Linked DNA regions of Homo sapiens: region 2 is linked to region 1. Evidence: chromatin loops called from intact Hi-C (ENCODE). Cell type or tissue: HepG2. All regions are shown on one strand. Links, peaks and the distances in the headings refer to the core of each region. The heading gives the core; the rest is flanking DNA.

What was found. Hi-C counts contacts between places; a loop is a spot of excess contacts. Peaks named below come from ENCODE experiments on the same cell type or tissue, not always from the same donor. Only the 100,000 strongest peaks of a DNase experiment are listed, where the experiment ranks them.
Region 2: a loop joins it to region 1, with 4 times the contacts of the local background. A loop is called at or near these places in 7 of 110 quality-filtered maps.

Annotation. Positions count from the first base shown.
Region 1 is chr2:201,052,471-201,064,558 of GRCh38, forward strand. All of the region lies in intron 1 of HYCC2 (hyccin PI4KA lipid kinase complex subunit 2), which reads right to left. It also overlaps the pseudogene HNRNPA1P35. Among named protein-coding and RNA genes, the nearest start is that of HYCC2, 13 kb to the right of the region's middle. In HepG2, for the core only: no CTCF peak of the experiment used is centred there; DNase peaks (open chromatin) are centred at 4,781, 5,471 and 6,651; H3K4me3 peaks cover 672 bases.
Region 2 is chr2:201,002,681-201,007,680 of GRCh38, forward strand. All of the region lies in intron 7 of HYCC2 (hyccin PI4KA lipid kinase complex subunit 2), which reads right to left. All of the region lies in intron 1 of LOC105373835 (a long non-coding RNA gene), which reads left to right. Among named protein-coding and RNA genes, the nearest start is that of ORC2, 42 kb to the left of the region's middle. In HepG2, for the core only: a CTCF peak has its summit at 2,707 (motif pointing right); a DNase peak (open chromatin) is centred at 4,971.

The DNA of each region.
Region 1 (12,088 bases), core at 3,568-8,567:
GGTGGCACAAGCCTGTAGTCCCAGCTACTCAGGAGGCTGAGGTGGGAAGATCACTTGAACCTGGGAGGTTGAGGCTGCAGTGAGCCGTGACTGTGCCACTGCACTGCAGCCTAGACAAGAGTGAGACTCTGTCTCAAAAGAAAAAGAAAAAAGAAAGAAAGAAAGTACATGAAACACAGTTTTCATTACACTGGGCACAGACAGTAAAGAACAATGAAGTTGCCTCAACTTCCTTCCTCAAGACTTTCCAGGCTGCAGGGTAAGGAAGAGAAAGGCAAGTGAAACCTGGTAGACTCTCTGAGTTAAGGAGGCAGAGCTAAGAGTACAGGTAGACCAAAGTGTTAGAGGACAGCGTAATGTGGAGAGCTGTACTGAAAACGAACTCTGAAGATCTGCAAAGGATCCCTCTCTAGTAGTCAAACGAAAACTGATCAGCACACTGTGTGTGTGAGGAAACTACCAGAAGCCAGGAAAAGAAGCACCAGAAAGATTAGAGGTAGCAGTGTCCAGAACTTACACAGGGCCAGAAATAGTGCCGCTTCTCACCAATTCCATTGAGGATGGGGTCAAGTACACATAAGAGTTCTTCCTAAGTAATGGGGACTTACTACCCCTACAGTGAACACAGATCCAGTACTATCTATTAAATCTTAAAATTTTTTTTTTTTTGAGACGGAATTTCGCTCTTGTCAACCAGGCTGGAGCACAATGGCGCAATCTCCAGTCACTGCAACCTCCGCCTCCTGGGTTCAAGTGATTCTCCAGCCTCGGCCTCTCAAGTAGCTGGGATTATAGGTGCCCACCACCACGCCCAGCTAATTTTTGTATTTTTAGTAGAAGCGGGGTTTCACCATATTGGCCAGGCTGGTCTCGAACTCCTGAACTCAGGTGATCTGTAAAATCAAAATCTGGAACTATTTTCAAATAAATGTAACTGCATCCCAGAGCAGAGCTCAAAAACATTTATAGGAATGCGAAACTATCCCACGTAATGCAAAGGTTTGAAAAGTGCTTGCATACTGGAGCTTGCCCTTCTTTCTACTTTTAAAATCTAGCAGCCATGTGAAGAAGCCAAAGCTAGCCTAATGAATAGACATAGGCCAGCCAACAGCCAGCACTACCCAACAAATGTGTGAGTGAAGCCATCTTAAATAACAGTCCCAATCAAATGACATGAGTAATCTCAGGGAAGATCAGAAAAAGAACTGCCCAAGCCGGGCGTGGTGGCTCACACCTGTAATCCCAGCACTTTGGGAGGCTGAGGCGGGTGGATCACGAGGTCAGGAGATCAAGACCATCCTGGCTAACATGGTGAAACCCTGTCTCTACTAAAAATACAAAAAATTCGCCGGGCATGGTGGCGAGCACCTGTAATCCCAGCTACTTGGGAGGCTGAAGTAGGAGAATCGTTTGAACCCAGGAGGCAGAGGTTGCAGTGAGCTGAGATTGCACCACTGTACTTGATCCTGGATGACAGAGCGAGACTCCATCTCAAAAACAAACAAACAAACCTTACCTCAAAAACAAACAAACAAAAAACCCAGAAAAGAAAAGCTGGGGAATGAGATGTCCATAAAAGACTCTGAAAAGCTCCAACAACTTCCTGGGAATCCAGAAGGTCATATTTATGCAAAGGGATGTGTACCCAGTGCTATACGCATGCTCAGGAATAATCGGAGAAGCCCTTAAAATCTCATTAGGGGCTAATCTGAGGCTGTGCACACAACTCATTACTGGAGAATTAATGGCATCTTTTCCAATTCTACTGGGAGAGGATTCTTGCAAGCTTGAGCTTGGTTTCTTCCAGACTTCATTCCATATGCCTTTCGCTTTGCTGATTTTGCCTTGTATCATCTCATTGCAATAAACTATAACTGTGAATAAAATGACTTGAGTCCTGAGAGTCAATCTTGGAAATCATGAAATGTGGGAATGGTCTTGAGGGACCCTCTACAAAGCTCCTAAGCCCTTTTGACATAAACCTAGTAAATGAAGATAACCTCCTAGCTTCCTGCTAGGACAAGAAGTTCCAGACTTACCTTCTACAAATCCTGCCTTAGGCCTAGAACCAGACATTTCTCCAAGGAACCCCTTTTAGTAGGAAATAATATTTTAAAGACTACATTCTGGGTGCTAAAGCTTGGGCATATCTTAAGTACAATTTACTCCCATTTAGTGACATAGGGGTGGAGGGAGGAAAGGATCCATTCCTTGTATTTCAAGTAAAAAAAAAATTTTCCCCCATAAAAAGTAGTATCCAACACCAAAGAACCTAAAAACATATTGGATATATAACCTATTTAGGTATGTAGGCACAAAATTAAAGTCAAAAATAAATTCCAAGAAAACATGTCGAATTTTTTTAATTTTAATTTTCAGAGATGAGTTCTTGCTGTGTTGCCCAGGCTGGTCTTAAACTCTGGGCATCAAGCAATCCTCCTGACTTGGCCTCCCAAAGTGCTGGGATTACAGGCATGAGCCACTGTACCTAGCCTATGTTGAATTTTAGAATAAACCTTTCAAATACTGAATAAATAAATGTTTAAAGCGGTTGGTATTCAAAGAGTTGAGTCAAGAAATGCAGTGTCTGGATTTCGTGGCATTTTTAACCTCTAAAAGTATTCCTTACTTAGTTAACTGACACAGTTCATAATAAGTTCTTCCTAAAGGCAAAAATATTTGAAATATTGGCATCTTTTTTTCTTTTGTGTTTTTTCCTCAATTTTTTTTATTGTGGTAAAAAAATTTACCATCTTAACCATTTTTAATGTACATTTCAGTAGTATTAAATACATTCATAATGTTGTCCAACCATCACCATACTCTTTTCATCTTGTAAAACTAAAACTCACGGTGAGCCGAGATCGCACCATTGCACTACAGCCTGGGCAACAAGAGCGAAATTCCATCTCGAAAAAAAAAAAAAAAACAAACACTAAAATTCTAGGCTAGGCGTAGGGGCTCACACCTGTAATCCCAGCACTTTGGGAGGCCGAGGAAGCCAAATCATTTGAGCCCAGGAGTTTGAGACCAGCCTGGGCAACATGGCAAAACCCTGTCTCAATAAAAAATACAAAAATTAACAGGCCATGGTAGTGAGCACCTATAGTTCCAGCTACTCCAGGGACTGAGGTGAGAGGATCACTTAAGCCCAGAGTTTGAGGTTACATTGAGCTACAATCATGCCACTGCACCCCAGCATGGGTGACAGAGTGAAACCCTGTCTCTAAAAATAAAAACATAAAAATAAAAATGAAGGACAAGTTATCATAGCTCAGCCTGCCACCACCACTTAGAAAGAAGCACAATGCTGGGAGCAGTGGCTTATGCCTGTAATCCTAGCTACTCGGGTGGCTGATGTGGGAGGATCATTTGAGGCCAGTAGTTCAAGACCAGCTTGGGCAACATAGAAAGACCCTATCTCTAAAATAAAAATAGCTGGGCACGGTGGCTCACACCTGTAATCCCAGCACTTTGGGAGGCCGAGGCGGGTGGATCACAAGGTCAGGAGATCGAGACCATCCTGGCTAACACGGTGAAACCCCGTCTCTACTAAAAATACAAAAAATTAGCCGGGGTGGTGGCAGGCGCCTGTAGCCTGTAGTCCCAGCTACTCAGGAGGCTGAGGCAGGAGAATGGCATGAACCTGGGAGGTGGAGCTTGCAGTGAGCCGAGATGGCGCCACTGCACTCCAACCTGGGCAAGAGTGCGAGACTCCGTCTCAAAAAAAAAAATAAATAAAATAAAATAAAATGAAGCACTGTGCACAGTGGAACTCTTTAAATTCTAGAAATAACATAAACCATATTTAGTGTGATGCTCTGCCCATTTCCTGAATAATTCATTAATAGCTGCCAGTTTTAAATGGGGCCTAGGACATGAGAAGGCAAGAGGTCAAGGTAGCAGTATAAGATGCTCTGCCAGCCGGGCGCAGTGGCTTACGCCTGTAATCCTAGCACTTTGCGAGGCTGAGGCAGACGGATCACCTGAGGTTGGGAGTTCGAGACCAGCCTGACCAACATGAAGAAACCCCATCTCTACTAAAAATACAAAATTAGCCAGGCGTGGTGGTGCATGCCTATAATCCCAGCTACTCCGGAGGCTGAGGCAGGAGAATTGCTTGAACCCGGGAGGCGGAGGTTGCGGTGAGCAAAGATCATGCCATTGCACTCCAGCCTGGGTAACAAGAGTGAAACTCCATCTCAAAAAAAAAAAAAAAAAAAGATGCTCTGCCATTTGGGCCTTAATATCCAGCAAATTCGGTGGTATTCAAAGCGTCTGTGGTAGATGATAAAGTAGCTGTATAAAGCTACCAGTAGGCCCTGCTAGAAGAATCACAACACAGACCACCAGGCACTTAAGTCCATCTAAAGCAGGATTTCTTAACCTTGGCACTATTGGCATTTTGGTCACCCTTGACATTGTGAAAGGCTGTCTTTTACATGGTAGGATGTTTAGCAGCATCCCTGCCCTCTTCCTATTACATGCCAATAGCAATGCCCTGAATTGGACCAACAAAATGTCTCTAAACATTGTCAAGTGTGCCCCTGCATGAGAACTACTGCTTCTGAAGAGAGCTATGCCCTCTCTGCAGATGATTGCTCTTCTTTTGAGAAATAGCTCCTTGCTTGGCTTTTGAGCACCAGCAGAGACTGACCATGTGACCTGACATACTTTCAAGAAGTGAGTGTTCCGATCCTCCAAGCCATAAAGCTATATGTGCTGGCAGCATTCCATGATGAAATGGAAGTGATAGTGTGTCAGATATGAACTTTCAAGGGAACAAGGGAGGACTATATTTGTCTATCCTCTTTAAGTCAAATGTGACCTTATGACTTTCTTTGACCAAAGAGCAGAAATCATTTCTGTAGAAACATTTATGTGCCAGTATGCAATTCTCCAGCCTGTTCTTCTCGTCACTATGATAATAGAAGCAGAGATAAATATAGATATGCAATGCTGACCCATCAAATGAAGAACAGCTGCCTGGAATCACCCAGCTTGCACCAGATTTTACATGAGAGGAAACAAATCTCTCTTTTTCAAATTTTAAGCCTTTATTTGAAGGTTGGTTGTTACCACTACATAACCAAGTAATCCTGACTACAATGGTTGTAATGAGGTTAGAGCAGGCTCCAAAAGCACAAATAAGCTAGAAGAACAAATGGCTGAGACACCCATGGCACTTACTTCTACTAATCAACTCTTCCTTAATCTATGGCCTTGTAGAGTTCCCTAAGATCAAAGGAAAGAAGGAAAAAAAAAAACTTAGGCCTGGTTTATACATGGTTGCATACAGTCTGCTGGCATTGACCTTACAGAGAAGTAGCCCTACAGGACAGGAGAAAGGGAACTCCCAGTAGGCAAAACTTCAAACAGTATCTCGTTGTTCACTATACCTGAAGAGACCAAAGATATGGATCTATCGGTTTGGCTAAATGGCCTTTGTAACCAGTATTTGCTCAACAGGCACGTGAACAAAATGGTCTTGTCAGCAAGAATAGAAATTATACCCTGGCTCAACACAGACTTCCCCTCACCAATGCTGATCTACAATTTCACAATATGCCAGGCTGTCTCACACCTCACACATTTTCTTATGCTACATTCCTCTCTGGAATGCCTTTCAACTACCCTCTATCCTAACTACCCTCCCCTTCTTCCAACACTCAGACCAACAGTTGCCTCCTCTATGAATCTTTTCCATAGCATACAACCCTGCATCAATTCAAAGCCCTCTCCTTCCTCTTCACACAGAAGTTCTCAACATAGCGTCCACAGACCCCCAGGGATCTATAATAAAACTCATAAACTTTGATAAGAAGAAAATTGTATCACTTTTTACCAATCTCTAACTAACATTTATAATGTCATTAGATTGTGAGTATAGGCAAAACAATAAAACAACCAGCCATAATATTTTTGTGATTTGGTCACCAATAGAAATCACAGGTATTAGGCCCAGCACAGCGGCTCACGCCTGTAATCCCAGCACTTTGGGAAGCCAAGGCGGGTGGATCGCTTGAGGTCAGGAGACCAGCCTGGCCAACATGGTGAAACCCCGTCTCTACTAAAAATACAAAATTAGCCAGGCATCGTGGCGCATGCCTGTAGTCCCAGCTACCCAGGAAGGTGAAGCATGAGAATCACCTGAACCTGGGAGGTGGAGGTTGCAGTAATCCAAGATTGCACCATTGGCCTCCAGCCTGGGAAACAGGGCCAGACCCCATCTCAAGAAAAAAAAAGAAATCACAGAAATTTTCATATCGAATTACATTTGTTTCTTATCACTATGTCATGACACTTTTCTCTGGTCAGAGAGCTTCCATTCTACCCTGGATAAAAATGTTTCCAATCTCATCTCCATATATTTAGCTAAACATTTTTCTGGGTGTTTCCATATGAGATTAACATTTAAATCTATAGACTGAGTAAAGCAGACTGCCTTTCCTAATGTGGTGGATGTCATTTAATCAGTGGAAAGCCTGAACAGACAAAAAGGCTAAGCCTCCCCCAAGTAGAGAGTCAGTTCCTCCTGCCTAAGGACATTGGCTTTCTCCAGCCTTCAAACTCAAACTGAAACATTAGCTCTTCAGAGTCTCAAGCCTGAGTGACTGCTACTATGTTATCTCTGGTTCTCAGGACTTTGGACTGTGTCTGACTGGAACTATACAGTCAGGTCTCCTGAGTCTCCAGCTTGCCAACTACCCTGCAGATCTCGGGACTTGTCAGCCTCCTAAATTGTGTAAGCCAATTCCTATAATAAACCTTATAATAAATCACACACAACCTTATTGGTTCTGTTTCTCTGGAAAACCCTGATGAATATAGTTCCTGACTTGTTCAGAATGACCTAAGGATATATGCAGAATCCATCTCTTATACCTCTCAGAACAGGAATCCAAGTTATAGATGGGAATGCCTGGCCCTGGTATCAGGCATTCCATTACCATGTCTTCTTCAGTAGAACAGGGGCATATAAGTGAGATTGGTGGCTAGGCAGATACCCAACCAAAGAGCAAATGTAAATCTCTCTTCTTAATGACAGAGAGTGACTCTTTCAGGACCTCCTTATCTTGACTTTTGGGAAGGAAAAAACCCTTTCCTTTCCCCTCACAGAGCAGGGAATAGTTTCTTTCCATTAATACTCCCCTTCCAAAGAAGGCCTCTCCCCTTCTCCCTCTTAAGCCTCATAAATTGATGGGGTGGGCAGAATCATAGTCACAACAGCCCATAGTACTCAACATCTTATGTTGTCAAAGACCTGTGTGCAGGTTGAAGAGCCCTCTTATTGACTGGGTGCAGTGGCTCATGCCTGTAATCCTCGCACTTTGGGAGGCCGAGGCGGGTGGATCACCTGAGGTCAAAAGTTGAAGACCAGCCTGGCCAACATGGTGAAACCCCGTCTCTACTAAAAATACAAAAATTAGCCAGCGTAGTGGCACATGCCTGTAATCCCAGCTACTTGGGAGGCTGAGGTGGAGAATCACTTGAACCCGGGAGGCGGAGGTTGCAGTGAGCCGAGATTGCGCCACTGCTCTCCAGCCTAGGCAACAACAGCAAAACTCTGTCTAAAAAAAAAGCGGGGGGGGGGGGGTTCTTCTTACTAAACCACAACTTTTCTGGGGCAGGGAGTATGCCTCACTTGCATTTGCATTTCCGGTTCTTAACAGGACCTAGTACATAGTTAGCACTTAATTCATGTCTATTGAATGAAGAGCTTAACAGCACTACTAGGCGGTCAGCAGCAGATACAGTATAGAAGATAAGGAGCAAGTATGTCAAAGATTACTAGTTTCCATCCAATATAGATCCTTACTCCACTCTCACTAATCTAGTTTGTATGACCAGCTAAAAGCCATTTCTGAACCTTACCTGTAGCTAAGTATAGCCAAATGACTATGTTTCAGTCAATGAGATCAGAAGAAGTGTTGTGTAGGAAATTCTAGAGAGGTTTTTTTAAAAGATGAGAGATATAGCCCTTTTGTCTATGCCTTTCTTCCTCCTTTCTTCTGCCTAGAACATAAATGTGATGGCTGGAGGTCCAGCAACCATTAGGTAATCTTGAAAGTAGAAGACACATGCTAAAGATGGCGAAAGAAGAAGACAGAAGCAGCCTGTGCCCTTGACAACTCCACAGAGTTGCCATATAGGCCCTAGATCTCCTACGTCTGAATTTTTTTTACCAAATTAACTACTTTAAGCAATGGTTATTTCTTATCTCTGTTTCCGGCAGCCAAACACAATTCCTAACTGATAAAGCAAAAAAGAGACTCCAGCAACAAATTTGTATTCTAAAACACCAACAGCCATCTCAGCTATGCCTCAACTTAATGTTCATAAAGTATAAGATATTTCTACTGAAATGGGAGGGGTAGAGTAGGAAGCAAGACTGAAAAAAGAGATTCTACTCTTGGAGAGTACAACATATGGATGGATGTTTAGAGTACTTTAGTACACTAACAAATTTCATACTACAGTACTGTAATTTTTTGCCAACAGTTGGTAGTTATGTTCTAAAAAGGCAATGTGGCTTACAAAACTGTAACTGGAAAAGCCAAATTACATGAAAATAATGGGTTAAGAAAATAAATAGTTTATCAAAAAAAAAAAGGAACATTTTAATGGAAGATGTTCAACTAGCTGTTTAAAACTTGTTCAAATTAAAAAAAAAAAAAGTTGGCTGGGTGTGGTGGTGGCTCATGCCCGTAATCCCAGCACTTTGGGAGGCCAAGGTGGGTGGATCACCTGAGGTCAGGAGTTCGAAACCAGCCTAACATAGTGAAACCCTGTCTCTACTAAATACTAATAATTAGCCAAGCATGGTGGCACATGCCTTTAACCCCAGCTACTTGGGAGGCTGAGGCAGAAGAATCGCTTGAACCCGGGAGGTGGAGGTTGCAGTAAGCAGAGACTGCAGCATTGCACTCCAGCCTGGGAGAGCGAAACTCCATCTGAAAAAAAAAATAAAATAAAATAGTTGACTCTTCTACAGATTAACCTCCTTCAAGTTTTAAAAAAACACTGCTGTAGCACAACAATCATAATCAATTAAGGCTGATTTTCCTGCATATTATACAGACTTTTCTATTTATACTTCATAAATACTTTGAACCAGTTCTTCCTGGCTGCCACTTGAAGTCTTTCATACTTATAGTTTTTTTTTTTTTATTTTTATTGAATAAGAAAATTTTTAAATTTTTAAATTTAAAATTTAATTCAGAAAAATCTTTTCACAAATTATTTTACTGACTGTCATTTTTTAGACTGTTTTTCATTCTTAAAGAAAACGGAAAATAAACTGATCTCTCTGTGGCCTACCCAACAGACTTGCATAAAACAGTACACATTCTGGCCAGGTGCAGTGGCTTACACCTGTAATCACAGCACTTTGGGAGGCCAAGGCAGGCAGATCACTTGAGCCCAGAAGTTTGAGACCAGCCTGAGCAACAAAGCAAGACTTCGTCTCTATAAAAAGGACAAAATCAACTGGGCATGGTGGTGCATGCCTGTGGTCCCAAATACTTGGGAGGCTGAGGAGGGAGGACTGCTTGAGCCTGGGAGGTCGAGGCTGCAGTGAACCACGATCACACAACTGCACTCCAGTCTGAGCAACAAAGCAAGACCCTGTCTCAAAAAATTATAAAATAAAGTAAAAGCACATATTGTAATATTATGGAATACAAATACAAAGGTATACTATCTTTAATAAAAGATCAACTGGCAAAACTGGTGGGAGGAAATTACTATATTATAATAGAAATCTGGCCAGACATGGTGGCTCCAGCCTGTAATCCTGGCACTTTGGGAGGCTGAAAAGGGTGGATCACTTGAGGTCAGGAATTCAAGACCAGCCTGGCCAACATATCCTGTCTCTATTAAAAATACAAAAATGAGGCCGGGCGCGGTGGCTCACACCTGTAATCCCAGCACTTTGGGAGGCCGAGGCAGGCAGATCACAAGGTCAGGAGATCGAGAGCATCCTGGCTAACATGGTGAAACCCCGTCTTTAATAAAAATACAAAAAATTAGCCAGGCGTGGTGGTGGCGGGCACCTGTAGTCCCAGCTACTTGGGAGGCTGAGGCAGGAGTATGGCATGAACCTGGGAGGCAGAGCTTGCAGTGAGCTGAGATCGCGCCACTGCACTCCAGCCTGGGCAACAGAGCGAGACTCTGTCTCACAAAAAAAAAAAAAACATTAGCCAGGAGTGGTAGCAAGCGCCTGTAATCCCAGCTACTCAAGAGGCAGAGATGGGAGGATCATTTGAGTTCAGGAGGTTGAGGCTGCAGTGAGCTATAATCGCACCACTGCACTCCAGCCTGGGCAACAGAGTGAGACCCTGTCTCCAAAAATAATAATAATTATTAAATATATTAATTAGATTTATATATATAATATATATAAACATATATATACGGCAACTGTTGAAATGGTCCTAGTGAGAGGCCTACTGAGAGGTTAGAGGCCTGAACAACTACTACTGCTGCTGCTGCTGCTATTACTATTAATAGCAGCTAACATTTATTATGCATCAAGTACTATAATAAAAATCTTCTCCTTTCTGCCCGTGGACGCCGCCGAAGAAGCATCGTTAAAGTCTCTCTTCACCCTGCCGTCATGTCTAAGTCAGAGTCTCCTAAAGAGCCCGAACAGCTGAGGAAGCTCTTCATTGGAGGGTTGAGCTTTGAAACAACCGATGAGAGCCTGAGGAGCCATTTTGAGCAACGGGGAACGCTCACAGACTGTGTGGTAATGAGAGATCCAAACACCAAGTGCTCCACGGGCTTTGGGTTTGTCACATATGCCACTGTGAAGGAGGTGGAGGCAGCTATGAATGCAAGGCCACAGAAGGTGGATGGAAGAGTCGTGGAACCAAAGAGAGCTGTCTCGAGAGAAGATTCTCAAAGACCAGGTGCCCACTTAACTGTGAAAAAGATATTTGTTGGTGGCATTAAAGAAGACACTGAAGAACATCACCTAAGAGATTATTTTGAACAGTATGGAAAAATTGAAGTGATTGAAATCATGACTGACCGAGGCAGTGGGAAGAAAAGGGGCTTTGCCTTTGTAACCTTTGATGACCATGACTCCGTGGATAAGATTGTCATTCAGAAATACCACACTGTGAATGGCCACAACTGTGAAGTTAGAAAAGCCCTGTCAAAGCAAGAGATGACTAGTGCTTCATCTAGCCAAAGAGGTCGAAGTGGTTCTGGAAACTTTGGTGGTGGTCGTGGAGGTGGTTTCAGTGGGAATGACAACTTTGGTCATGGAAGAAACTTCAGTGGTCATGGTGGCTTTGGTGGCAGCCGTGGTGGTGGTGGATATGATGGCAGTGGGGATGGCTATAATGGATTTGGTAATGATGGAAGCCATTTTGGAGGTGGTGGAAGCTACAATGATTTTGGCAATTACAAAAATCAGTCTTCAAATTTTGGACCCGTGAAGGGAGGAAATTTTGGAGGCAGAAGCTCTGGCCCCTATGGCGGTGGAGGCCAATACTTTGCAAAACCACGAAACTAAGGTGGCTATGGCGGTTCCAGCAGTAGCAGTAGCTATGGCAGTGGCAGAAGATTTTAATTAGGAAACAAAGCTTAGCAGGAGAGGAGAGCCAGAGAAGTGACAGGGAAGCTACAGGTTACAACAGATTTGTGAACTCAGCCAAGCACAGTGGTGGCAGGGCCTAGCTGCTACAAAGAAGACATGTTTTAGACAAATACTCATGTGTATGGGCAAAAAACTCGAGGACTGTATTTGTGACTAATTGTATAACAGGTTATTTTAGTTTCTGTTCTGTGGAAAGTGTAAAGCATTCCAACAAAGGGTTTTAATGTAGATTTTTTTTTTTGCACCCATGCTGTTGATTGCTAAATGTAATAGTCTGATCGTGACGCTGAATAAATGTCTTTTTTTTTAATGTGCTGTGTAAAGTTAGTCTACTCTGAAGCCATCTTGGTAAATTTCCCCAACAGTGTGAAGTTAGAATTCCTTCAGGGTGATGCCAGGTTCTATTTGGAATTTATATACAACCTGCTTGGGTGGAGAAGCTATTGTCTTCGGAAACCTTGGTGTAGTTGAACTGATAGT
Region 2 (5,000 bases), core at 1-5,000, 53 kb before region 1:
ACGCCCAGCTAATTTTTGTATTTTTAGTAGAGACGGGTTTCACTGTGTTGGCCAGGCTGGTTTCGAACTCCTAACTTCGTGATCCACCCACCTCGGCCTCCCAAAGTGCTGGGATTACAAGCGTGAGCCACTGCACCCGGCCACAGATATTATTTAGCGTAACAATTCACTGCTAGGAATTTATCCTATAGATACTTTTCGTGCTCTCACGCAAATGTATGTACAAAAAATGTGTTCCCTGTAATATTGTTTATAGCAGCAAAAAACTGAAAACAATCTAAATTTACTCAATAAGAGACTGGCTAAAAATTGATGGTACATACATAAAATGGAATAATAACTCATCATTAAAAAGAATAAGATATCTATGTGCCACTAGAGAAAGAAATACAAAATTTTTTTAAGAGATTGGGTCTCGCTTTGTTGCCCAGGTTGGAGTGCAGTGGTGCAATCATAGCTTACTGCAGCCTCAAACTCCTGGGCTTGGTCCTCCAGCCTCGGCCTCCAGAGTACCTAGGACCATAGGCATGTATCACCACACTCAGCTATTTTTTAAGAGATCGGGTCTTGCTATACTGTCCAGGCTGTTCTTGAAGTCCTGGCCTCAAGTGATCCTCCCACCTCAATCCATGCACTAGGATTATAGGCATGAACCAATGTGTCCAGCCCAAGACTTATTCTTTAAAAAGCTGGGCTGGGAAGCTGAGGCAGGAGAATAGCTTCAACTAGTGGGGTGAAGGCTGCAGTGAGCTGAGATCGCACCACTGCACTTGTAATCCCAGCACTTTGGGAGGCTGAGGTGGGTGGATCACAAGGTCAGGGGTTCAAGACTAGCCCGACCAAAATGGTGAAACCCCATCTCTACTAAAAATACAAAAATTAGCCAGGCATGGTGGCGTGCGCCTGTAATCCCAGCTACTCAGGAGGCTGAGACAGGAGAATCGCTTGAACCTGGGAGGCGGAGGTTGCAGTGAGCAGAGATCGCGCCACTGCACTCCAGCCTGGGCGACAGAGCGAGACTCCATCTTAAAAAAAAAAAAAAAAGTGAAAACATATCAGCTTAGCAGGTTGGCTGAATTGCATGCAGTTTGCCGCTATGTTTGGGTTTTTTGTTGTTGTTGTTGCTTTTTTTTTTTTTTTTTTTTTTTTGAGATGGATTTCACCCTTGTTGCCCAGGATGCAGTACAGTGGCACAATCTCGGCTCACTGCAAAACCTCTGCCTTCTGGGTTCAAGTGATTCTCCTGCCTCAGCCTCCCGAGTAGCTAGGATTACAGGTGCCCACCATCACGCCCAACTAATTTTTTGTATTTTTAGTGAGACAGGGTTTCACCATGTTTTGGTCAGGCTGGTCTCAAACTCCTGACCTCAGGTGATCCACCCGCCTCAGCCTCCCCAAGTGCTGGGATTACAGGCGTGAGCCACCATGCCTGGCCTGTTTGGGTTTTTATCAGCTTATGAGTGGTGGCCAGTGGCCTGGCCATGTGGTCAGGCAGAAGGGTAATATAAAACTGGCCTAATAAAGGGGTGCCTGTATGGAAAAAAACAGGCATATGGAAATCACTATGGGAATTTGAAGCGTGCATAAGTAGGATATGTCAATGCACATCAGGAGAACTCCCTTCTAGAATCAGGTGACTGGCACCTATGGGCAAATATCCCTGTGTAGCCACCTGGAGTGATCACTTGGGTCCATGAAATGAGTGGACATGGTGGTACTGCAGCAATGCAGAGATGGGTTGAATTTAGACATATTTTTTGTACCCTCTGAGGCATAAAATGCCAATAAAACAGACAAAGACTGCAGATGGCTATGGGGCAGATTCCTCTGGGGGAAGGTCCTGCACATAGCTGGCAAGCCAAACAGATGCCAGCAGTCTCTGGAGGCCACAAATGGGTCCTGACAGGAACAGACACTGCATTAGGTTTTGCTTATCAGATTGTGGATCAAATGCTCAGAGTACTGTAAAAGGACCAGAAGATATTGTACCCATATGGACTGCTTAGCTACATTTTTGGAGCAAGAAACACACTTTAAAGACCAAAAGTCCAATGGCCGGGTGCAGTGGCTCACGCCTGTAATCCCTCGGCACTTTGGGAGGCCGAGGCAGGTGGATCACGAGGTCAGGAGATCGAGACCATCCTGGCTAACACAGTGAAACCCCGTCTCTACTAAAAGTACAAAAAATTAGCCAGGCATGGTGGCGGGCGCCTGTAGTCCCAGCTACTTGGGAGCCTGAGGCAGGAGAATGGTGTGAACCCAGGAGGCGGAGTTTGCACTGAGCCGAGATCGTGCCACTGCACTCCAGCCTGGGCAACAGTGCAAGACTCCATCTCAAAAAAAAAAAAAAAAAAAAGACCAAAAGTCCAACAGTGGGCAAAGAGACATCCTCAGGGTAATGGAACAAGCAATTGCGTGGAATGAAAGCAATTGAAAAATGAAAATAATTGGAACAATCAAATGAGATATTTTTGGTCTAAAAGGCTGGGGGTGAGATACAGGTATGAAGGGTTGGCTTATAGGCCTTCATGACTGTGTACTTAACCTGAGCGGGGCCAAGGGAGGGCCAATTATCACTGGAGAGATTCCTCTGTTTTTCTGGGGGGGTTTGGGATTAGGCAGTGGAGAGATGATGCTGGAATAGTCATCATTACTATTCTGTTATTCTCATAGTGACAGAAGGTGGTGGTATTACTACACTTTTTTCCCGTCTTTTCCACATCACCTCAACATTTTTTTTTCCCACCTAAGGCAGTGGTTCCAGTACCAGTGCTGCAACTGTGGGTGCAAGGAGCAGAGATGATTCCTAAGCAAAAAAACCGGAACTACACCTTCAAATCTTTATGTCAGAATTCCTAAAGGCCTGATGGGCTAGGCTATGCCTTCATTCCATCTGGCAAAATTAGGATTGACAGAGAATGTATATTTATCGCCTAGTTGTGATAGCACATTAGTTCTTTATATAAATATACCCTACATCCTTGGGAGTGAATTGATAGGGAGGCACTTGCTAGCCAGTTTTGCTGCCAGAAATAGAGACCAACACGATGGTCAAACCTAACCTCTCTCCAAGGTAGAAAAGTCGGAGTACAAATGAAGAGAGAGAGAAATAGTAGCTGAGATTTTTTATTTTTTATTTTGTTATTTTTATTTATTTATTTATTTTTTCTGAGACGGAGTTTCACTCTGTCGCCAAGGCTGGAGTGCAATGGCACGATCTTGGCTCACTGCAACCTCCGCCTCCCCGGGTTCAAGCGATTCTCCTGTCTCAGCCTCCTGAGTAGCTGGGATTACAGGCATGCGCCACCACGCCTGGCTAACTTTTGTGTTTTCAGTAGAGACAGAGTTTCACCATGTTGGCCAGGCTAGTCTCGAACTCCTGACCTTGTGATCCGCCTGCCTCAGCCTCCCAAAGTGCTGAGATTACAGGCGTGAGCTATCGCGCCTGGCTTTTTTTTTTTTTTTGAGACGGAGTCTTGCTCTGTCACCCAGGCTGGAGTGCACTGGCGTGATCTCAGCTCACTGCAACCTCTGCCTCCTTGGTTCAGGTGATTGTCCCTCCCTCAGCCTCTCAAGTAGCTGGGATTACAGGCACCCACCACCACGCCTGGTTAATTTTTTTTTTTTTTTTGTATTTTTTAGCAGAGATAGGGTTTTGCCACATTGGCCAGGCTGGTTTTGAACTCCTGACCTCAGGTGATCCACCTGCATCGGCCTCCCAAAGTGCTGGGATTACAGGCATGAGCCGCACCTGGCGAGATTTTTTTAAATGAATAAATGAGTTTTGCAATGTGGGAAATACATTAGCACCTTGGAAGACACTCAGAGCAAGAGATGATACTATTAGCTCAATTATACTAGATGCCTGAAAGAGTAAAAGTCAAGTGTTTGTGAGGCCACTCCTGCTTTTAGAACTTAATAAGGCTAAACAGAAGTCTGTAAACTTGAGTGACTTCTCTCTGGGAGATATTTTGGTCATATATGATGATGAACTGGGATAATTGTTAATGACTGACTGGCACTCTATGAATGTGCCAGTATCTTTGGCTCTTATTTTTCAGGTTTCATTTACTGCCATCCTGTGACATGGTATAATATTGGCATTGTTGGTAAGGTTATAATATTGGTCATATGTATTGGAAATTGAATTGAAGCCTCCTTAGAATGAATACTAATGGAACATGACTTGCCTGAGGAGGAACTAAATTTAGCTAATCATTAACTAATTTCTATGACAAATAGTGCTGCACAAGTTTACCACAAGGTAGATAAAGAAGAGGGGTGAGGTAATCAAATTTGTGCAAAAATATGAAAATATATGCAAACATTAAAGGATGAATTAGTTATTTCTTTAAATCTATCTGTAACCTACACTGGCTCCTCCAAATGTTAGGCATATTCATAATGATAGTATCTGTCATATAAATGCTATACTAAATGTAGATGCCCAGATAAACATGATCATTTTTGAGCCTTGGCCAAAGACCAGGGGACAGCCTGTATAATAAATACAGGTGTTTCTCGACCTATGATGGAATTGCATACCAATAAACCCATTGTAAATCGAAAATATCATAAGTCAAAAAAGCATTTAATACATCTACCCTACTGAACATCATAGCATAGTCCAGCCTACCTTAAATGTGCTCAGAACACTTACATTAGCCCTACAGCTGGGCAAAAATCATCTAACACAAAGCCTATTTTATATTTATCATAAAATTGAGTATCTCATGTAATTTACTGAATACTGTACTGAAAGTAAAAATGAGAAGGTTTACATAGGTACTTGAAGTACAGTTTTTATTGAATGCATATTGCTTTGATACCATTGTAAAGTTGAAAAACCTTAAGTTGAACCATAATAATTCATGGGCCATCTATAAACTGGCCTTGCCCAAAGAGACATCTGGCCTTTGCTCCTAGGAAGTTAATCTGATAAAGAGTCTTTGTTTAGGGCCGAGACTGGTAACACCAGAACTTCAGGCCGGACTGACCAC